Regions from separate parts of the Mus musculus genome. Here region 2 is linked to region 1. A link is a loop called in an ENCODE intact Hi-C map of the cell type or tissue named here. Cell type or tissue: gastrocnemius. All regions are shown on one strand. Each heading gives the region's core, and the rest is flanking DNA. Links, peaks and the distances in the headings are about the cores only.

The links. Hi-C counts contacts between places; a loop is a spot of excess contacts. Peaks named below come from ENCODE experiments on the same cell type or tissue, not always from the same donor. Only the 100,000 strongest peaks of a DNase experiment are listed, where the experiment ranks them.
Region 2: a loop joins it to region 1, with 2.3 times the contacts of the local background. A loop is called at or near these places in 5 of 42 quality-filtered maps.

The regions. Positions count from the first base shown.
Region 1 is chr1:185,680,079-185,684,476 of GRCm38, forward strand. No RefSeq gene overlaps it. Among named protein-coding and RNA genes, the nearest start is that of Gm35023, 64 kb to the left of the region's middle. In gastrocnemius, for the core only: a CTCF peak has its summit at 2,025 (motif pointing right); a DNase peak (open chromatin) is centred at 2,018; H3K4me3 peaks cover 380 bases; H3K27ac peaks cover 1,256 bases.
Region 2 is chr1:186,095,243-186,099,640 of GRCm38, forward strand. The region is part of intron 3 of Lyplal1 (lysophospholipase-like 1); the gene reads right to left. Among named protein-coding and RNA genes, the nearest start is that of Lyplal1, 20 kb to the right of the region's middle. In gastrocnemius, for the core only: a CTCF peak has its summit at 1,832 (motif pointing left); no DNase peak of the experiment used is centred there.

The DNA.
Region 1 (4,398 bases), core at 88-4,087:
TGGTTCAGACACTATTGTGAGTGTCCAGTGGAAGGAAATCTCTCCATAATACAGATAAATAAACAAATGTTAGTAGGATGAGTAATATTTCTTTTTATAGTGCTTTAGACCAAGGCCATTCCCAAGTACAGAAGAACAGGAAGGGGGTTCCAGATGAAACCTGCCCCGCATTGCTTTGTGGCAATGGAAAATGGTGATGTAGCGAGGCACACGCAAGAGAGATTTTTTGGACGAGATTGTTGGTGATGTGCAGACTTTAGGTAGACAAAAGGAAGGGATGAGGACGGAGCCAGAGCCGGGCGTGGGGCACATGCTTACAGTCTTGGCTCTTGGGAAACAGAGGCAGGAGGGTCAAGAAATCAAAGCCAGCCTCAGCTGTATAGTAAGTTTGGGGGTAGCCTAGGCTACATGGGGCCCGGTCGCAAAACCACTCCCAAATGTAATTGAACAGATCCACTGGTAAACATATCCGGTGCTCAGTCTGCCCCGACACCTTTGTCTTCTTTAAAAAATTATCATTCTTTTAAAAAAGACGTTGTTTATAAGAGAAACTGGAATGCTATAAAAATGAGTTTGTAATCCTCACTGGATTCCACTATGATGGGAAAAGCCCCATCACTGGGCATCCTCCACAGTCAGATATCTCCTTTCAGCAAAGCCTTGGTACTTGGCTCGGGAGACAGGAGACAGGAATGCTCTTTTGTTTGTCCTTACGGCTAATAGAGACTTGCTTAAAACATCATTAGTCACCGGGCTGGAGTATCTCTGAGCAACGCCTGCCACCCCTTGAGGGATGGCAGCCAGAAGGTGATCAGGGACTTCTGAATACTTCTAAGGAAATCTGAAATGCAGGGTCCTGAGGGTGGCCAGGTTCTCTGAAACACAGCAGGTCAGTTGAATATCCGGGAGGCACCAATGTCAAAACCAGCTGCCACTTGGATATATCTGTAAATTCTTCTTAGTGCTAAGCAAATGAGAAATTATAGCAGGACTTAGGCATGGGCAGAAGTTAAAAAATCAGGACTCCAGGAAATGGCTTAGGGGTTAAGAGTGCTTATTGCTCTTGCAGAGGACCTGGGGTTCAGTTCCCAGCACCCATAAATAGTCGAATTACAACCTATGTTCGCTCCAGCTCCAGAGGGATCATAGGCCCCTTATGACAGGTGCACATAAGCTTACACACCTGCACCCACTGGTACACAAAGTCACCCACACTACACCTATATGTGCACACAAGAGTGTACACGTGTATGCAAGCGAATGCACTTGCGCGCGCACACATGCACACACATACACACACACACACACACACAAACACACTAACTACACAGTGAGTTCAAATTCATGACCAACTTACAGCGTGAAACCTTCCTTCCAAACTAAACGATCCACAAATGACTGGGAATATATTCATTGTCAGATATATTCAGGGCTCAGTTTGCTTTATTTTTTTGTTTGCTGTGTCTTTTAGATTCTATGGGATTCTCCCCTCCCCGCTCTCTTTTTTTGTCTTTAAGAAGAGAGAAAGGAGAGAATCGAAGAATCACCAAGGCAACTTTCTCCTGCAGCTCTGACTTCTCCCGGCTTTGTCTCCAAATTTTGAGCCAGCCTGGGTGAATGAATGTGAATTTTATCCCTGAAAACAGAGACCAGCTGTCTGATGCCGGCTTCTCTTGCCTGTTTGATTGGCAAGGCTTTCTGTCTCGCTTCCATTAGAGAAGAAATACTGTTTAGATTTCGACACGAGATATCGCCGGCGGAATAAACAGTGCCGTTCTCATGATAAAGTAGATGTTTAAGAAGGAAGGTTTATTTAAACCTTCTAGTGAACCACATTCCACTTGAATTCCGAGACACTCCTACAGGAAACAACTTTTATCAACTTAATTTTGCTATTTTCCAAGCCTGTTGTACACCCAGCAGCACAGTGTATGCCTTGGTAGCCGGGTAACCTTTATAACTAGAGGCTGAAAAGAGGTGCGCTCAGAGAAAAGGCCGAGTACTGGAGGTGAACGGCAGGGGGCGCTCGAAGACTAGGCACTGCGGGAAGGCTAAGGGCCTGCTAAACCAACTTTTAAAAATTTATTAATTCTTTGAGAATTTTATAGAATACATATTGATTATATTCACTCACCATTCTTCCTTTAACTCATCCCAGATTCACCAACCTCCATAATGCCACCCCTCACCCAACTTTATGTCTGTTTCTGTTTCTTTTTAAAAATATCTCAATCCCCATTTGTGCTATTCATACAAACCCGAATGAGGGGCCATCCCCTGTATCCCAGTCCTTTTCTTCCTCCTCTTAAAATGTAGGAAAGGAAAAATGACAGAGCCGCAGCCAGAGAACACAGGACGCCAGAGCACCAGAGACATGCAGCTGAGGAACCGAGTTTTAAAATTGCTCTTTCTTTCAGAGAACTCAAGGAACTTAGACCACATACTGTTATTTTCCACGCCAGTCATTCCACAGCTGTCCTGGCAAACATCCCCTTCTCTTCAGCAGCCTCCTAACTTTCATCCCACCCTAAAGTTCAATTTGGGCCCTGGGCTGCCCCAGCCGGGGAGATACTGTGTAGCATTCAGATCTGAGTGATCATTAAGCCTGAATACTCTAAGCAACAAGACTCAGGTGATTGTAAGCCTCTGGCTGTTCTTTATAACTAGACTTCTGAGTTCAAAAAAATATGTCTGTTAGCATATTCAAGGAACTCCCAGGCTGGGGAGATGATGTAGTTCAAACTTGTGCAGTCCCAGCGTTGTTCCTTCCTGGGAAGTACAGACAGGAGGATCGCTGATGCTCAAAGGCCAGCTTGCCTGGGGAGGCTCTGTCCCAGATGCTTAGAACATAAGAATCAACACCAGCTTGGTTGTCCTCTGACCTTCCCTTTTGTGATGGGCACACATGTGCTCACATTCACACGGGTGAATGAACATGCATAGTCGTGCATACACACACACACACACACACACACACACACGCACACGCACACGCACATGCACACTCGCGCACACACACACACACACACACACACACGCACGCACGCACACACGCTCTCACACACACAGAGCACACACAGAAAGGATGCTCTCTTGTAGAGTAACCAGAGTTCTGGCTGAATCAGTGGAGGATTTAGAACAAAACTCGTAGTTGGCCTAGGACCAGCCAGAGTCAAGCTCCCGGGCCTCCCAGGTGGTGTGGCCAGTCACTCCTGAGAGGGTAGAAGAAGACAGGGATGCCCTGGTGTTGGGATTCAGAGATGTGCACTGAGGAGCTCTGCTTTCCCATTTATTGTTTAATCTCCCAGGCATGTGTTTCTTCATTTGTAGGGTGGCAATTCTTATATTTGAGTTGTTTGAGGCTTAAGAAAATGTATGAGGAACGTTTATAATCTAAGTGTGAAAACAACCCAAAGACAAACCTCACCTTCCCAAGCATAGCTGCAAAATACTGTCAAAAATATGTTCAGGATTTCCCCAAGTGTGGTGGCTTTTGTTTGTAATCCTAGCATTTGGGGGCCTGAGGCAGGAGGATTGCTTTGAATTTGAGGCCACTATGGGCTATACAGTGAGTTCCAGATTAGCCTGGGCCACAGAATGAGACCTTAAGAAACCATGATGATAATATGTGCATGGTTTTACACACACACACACACACCACACACACACCACACACACACACACAGTTTTTGAGGAAGACTGAGGCCTCTGGAATTGTGGAACTAAGAACCTACCTTCTCATTCAAAAACTTTTTCTGTTCTTCACGTATGTTTTCCTCCCTCGCCCTTCTCATTTCTTTCCCCACAATTACCAAAGTCTCTTCTTACAATTCCTGCTTGATAGTGATTTAAGAACACTTAATTTCCAGTATGAAGTGAAGTGTAGATTGGTGATTTCTAGACTTAGTTACAGTATGGGTTGTTTTCAGCCACCTAGGGCCCTGTCAGTTGTCTTTAAATTAACTTATTAATTGGTGGTTGATAAAGTGTACAGCACACGAGCTGTTGAACCATCAGAACTCAATTAAATGACTTACCTTTCTAGTTTCTTATTTGGAAAGGCAATGGGGAAAACATACACAAACACCATTTTTCATTCATTCATTCATTCATTCATCCATTCATTCGTTTCCATTTTATGTTATTGTGAGTGTGGTGTGTTTTTATGTGATATGTGTGTGTGTGTGTGTATGAATGTCCACCCCCTTCTGTATGTATGTGAATACATTCATGTGTGTGCACAGTGTCCAGGTATGGTGGAGGTCAGAGATCACCCCTGGGAATCTTCTTCAATCACTTTCTACTTTATCTTTTGAGACAGAGTCTCTAACTGAACCTGTAGCTCATGTATTTGGCTGGCCTAGGTGGCCACCGAGCCCCAACGAGCCTCTTGGCTTG
Region 2 (4,398 bases), core at 203-4,202, 420 kb after region 1:
TGGAGAACATATTTCTATATCACACAACGGAGAACGTGTTTCTATCTCACAATGGAGAACGTGTTTCTATATCTCACAATGGAGAACATATTTCTATATCTCACAATGGAGAACGTGTTTCTATATCTCACAATGGAGAACATATTTCTATATCTCACAATGGAGAACATATTTCTATATATCACAACGGAGAGCGTGTTTCTATTTCTCACAATGGAGAACGTGTGCAGATTGAAAAGTCCCTAACCCATTTACAGTCCAGTGAGGTCATCATAGTTCCCTACTTGCTGGCTTTGACAACACTGTCACCTTTAGCATGGGGCACTGTGAAAAGGAACTTTGTATATTTTCTCTCAAAGAAGAAACTGAACACAAAGGACCAGTCATTTGAGTCAATTTTCCATCTAGGAGTCTAAGTTCCAGCCTACAATATGCTATTCAGTAGGTAAATAGAAAATAGTAAATTCATTGTAGGTAATGGTTATAGTGGGCATTTATAGTTGCTGGTGAAGTATTTAAAGTACTAAGAGGTAACAATTTAACATATATTTAAGATTAACAAGTTGAATAAAACATGTTAAAAATAATAAACTTGGCTTTATAAACTCTTTGTATAAAATTAAACAGAAACAATCTATAAAAGACTCTATACTGGGAAAATTAACATGTTCTATCTCAAAGCAAATTCCTAAGGACAAAACAATGAAGTTTGCTATCAAGGGAACAGATTTTTGTTTAAGGTAATAAAAATCCCAGTCCCTCTATTTCATTTACATGGCACTCTAGAATTCTTTGAATGTCAGGAAAGGCTCAAACGTTCTGGGAACAGACACCTCACAGTTACTGTGTCTATTTCTGCATTTCATCCTACAAAGCTTGCAAGTTATGATATTTCCACTCTTCCACAGACAAGTGCTAGGACAACAGTCCCAACCAAGCCTTTAAAGGCCTGGTAAGTGTTGCTAAAGGAATCCTGAGTTGTTTTTAATTAGCAAAAATACATCTATTTGCACTTGTATAGCATGAACAATATTATCATTCAATATGTTTGCCCCAGGGAGGGCTTGGGGGTTCAGAAAATTGTGTTGCTAAGCTGCATCCTGTGGATTCCAGATGCCCCTGTTATAATTCAATTTAAAATCCTATATTTTTCCCAGCACTCGGGAGGCGGAGGCAGGTGGATTTCTGAGTTCCAGGCCAGCCTGGTCTACAAAGTGAGTTCCAGGACAGTGTGGGCTATACAGAGAAACCCTGTCTCGAAAACAAACAAACAAACAAAAAAATCCTATATTTTAAATCCTATTATAATGTTAACATAGTAATTACAATTCACTCTGCAATGTGCTTCCTCCATAGATAAAGCAAATAAAGGAAACCAATACTGAGATTCTTAGTACCCAGTAGGTTTTCAATTTTTATTTTAACAGTTGAACGCCCTCCACATTGTACCCTGCTTTATCTCCTGTGGATCCATAACATGAGGAGTCTTTGTGTGGGATTATGAAACCTATGAAAGTTAAGATCTAATTTCATAATTTGATGAATACTTGTTGAGTGACTTCTATGTATAGATGGTGAATTTAATGGCTTCATAATATGCAGTTTTATGACTGGACCATAATTATTTCACTGTGCCATTCATGATGAGTATATAGATCACCCATGTGACATACATGTGGTCCTGTAAGTACATTCTCCACCATACTGTAAAATTTTGATCATACACTTATAGAATCACAATTCTGGTAAGAGTCGGGTTCTATACATCCTGGATCAAAATTGAACCTAAATTATAATATGTTCTCTTAAAAAGTTATCACCACCTAGTGGCCACAAACAGATTCTAATCATGGTAGAAAGTTCTTGACTAAATTAAGGGGCTTGGGTTCTAGGCTCCCTCTGTGCTGCTCATAATCTCTGAATTTTTATCCCCTCACTGGTGGAATGAACACAACTATACCCTAATCTCCTCACTGCAAGGCTCAAGCTGGACAGCTGCATATGGGAGAAAGGCTTATGAATATTTTCCATACAAACAGGAGTGGTGTATGATGGCTGCTATGTGCTAAGCTGAAGAGTTACCATCATCTCTTGATTGCCCAGCATAACAGGGCACACTGGAGCCTCTCACTCTCCATTTTGATTTCTCTTCTTAAATAAAAATATACAGAAGTCCATGACGGAAGCCCGAGAGGTATGGCCTGGCTATGAAATGTGCTTCTATTTTACACATGGCACTCACAGTGAATGAGCAAGAACCCCAGAAGGCAGGCTGCTCTCCTGCAGTATAGGAGGTAGAGCTGCTCCTGCTGAACACATCTGGTCAACCTTCAGAAAGTAACTGGAAAGTTCATAATTGTATGCTTGTGTTTCTTCTAAGTTTTATCATAACCTTTATAGACTCCTGTGATTATAGATATGTTAAAAACAAACAAACTATACACTGTTTTACATTCTCATTTCAAATGATGAGGATTAGTGAATATCTCCAGAGACAATTCCTGTACTGGCTTACCTGTGTATCAGATGTGTGCCCCCAGCAAAGCTTTACCTACCTTTTCCTTTACAGCAGAAGCTTATTAATGTTGCCTGTTAAGACAGTAATGCATGCCCTTTGCATAAAACTTGGAAAATGAAATCTTCATAGCCTGTTCCACAGTCGGCTGTAACCTTCTTTGGAACCATTATGTCTCTGTCTTTTCAATGTCATGGTGTCAGTTCATTGGTCCATGAATCTCCTTATCTGGTTATATCCTTCCTGATGTCCTAGAAACCTGCACTTGTCATCTCCACACTGTGGTTGGCATCCCTCTGTAGTGAACACCCCATCAAGCTGACATCTCTCTGTGTGAACATCACATCATGGTTGACATCCCTCTGTAGTGAATACCCCATCATGGCTGACATCCCTCTGCAGTCAGCATTCCATCATATCACCTGTTCTCTGTGTATCACTTGGTGACGCTAAGTCCTGGGATGCATGCCGCACTGTTTCTTGGGAATGGAACAGGTTTCTCCCTTGTTTACCAAATCCTTTCCATGCTTTAAGATAAGACAGAAGGTTATTTTTCTAGGAAGAAGATGTTCTTAACCACTAAGATCTATTTTTGCCTCCATACTACCTGCCCCACATCTTCCACTCATTTCTCAAACAATACTTCTGCATTAGAGTGTTTGACTTCAGTCTAACCCATTAGAGTTTCTGAGAAAGGTTACTACTCTAACACTTACATTTTTATTAACAACTTGGGCATAAAAAGTCTAAATACCATTCCAATACAAGATCGACGACTCCCAAGGAGAGGTAGCAGATCACATACAATATAAGGACCTGCTTTTAGCTAAGTTCAACACAATAAAATGTCATCAATCAAAATGACACAAGGAAAGGATGGGCCTTTCCTTATCTGCATCAGATCTCAAACAGTATTCTTTACAAAGTGTCAAAGGTTGAAACTATAATCTCAGAGACACAGTCCCATTACACACATCATCTCGTAGGTCAGAACCCTAGCCATTGTTACACAGAAAGAACAAGGGGTCCATTTTATAGTTAGTACTTCCCTCGTCGCAGCCCAGTAGGATTAGTTATTTCTTTAAGTAACTTAGAGGAAGAAATCTGTGATACAGAGCTTGCTTTATTTATCTGTTTGTCCCTTTAGGTACTGAGAAAATTTCCTGCCACAATGGTAGGGATTAAGGGAGACCAAGCTGATGGCAGAATGATGGGATCCATGACTTCTCCTTGCTGTTTCCTAAGATTGCAGGTTGGGTAGCATCTCCTCCCCTGTTCCCTTCCCAGGCTTCCTGCTTGTCCATGGTTACCTCTAGTAGAGATATCTATACTTAGCACCAAGCACAGAAACACGGAAGAACACAGACAAGAATCCTCAGGATTAGAAAGGTGGTGATGCTGGGTTTGATGCCATACCAGTTCTTAAACTAAAGTAGAAACCAAAGGCAAGACACAGAAGGGATCTTATCCACTGCATTATAGGATGCTGGTAACTAACTGAACAGCTCAGCACCTTGATGGCTTCAATGAGTGAGTGCCAAGGAATGTTACAGTACTAAAACTGTTCTTTAATCTAGTCTCTGGAAGATTGCTGAGTGCATGTTGATGCTATTTAGCACATGATGGAGGTGTTTACGTTATAATTGGAATATTTATAATTTCATCATGCACTACAGCTGTTACAAGTTTGTACACTGTGCAACCATACCGTTTTGGACAGCCAACATTCTACACATCCCACCTGGCATTTGTATATATTAGAGAAAAAGAAATTTTTGCAGGTTTGTATATTTGATGATTTCAGACAGAGAAAGTATTCAATACAGAGTTTCAATAAAGCTTTAGACACCCTTGAGAGCAGGGATCACTGTGACATGTTTAAC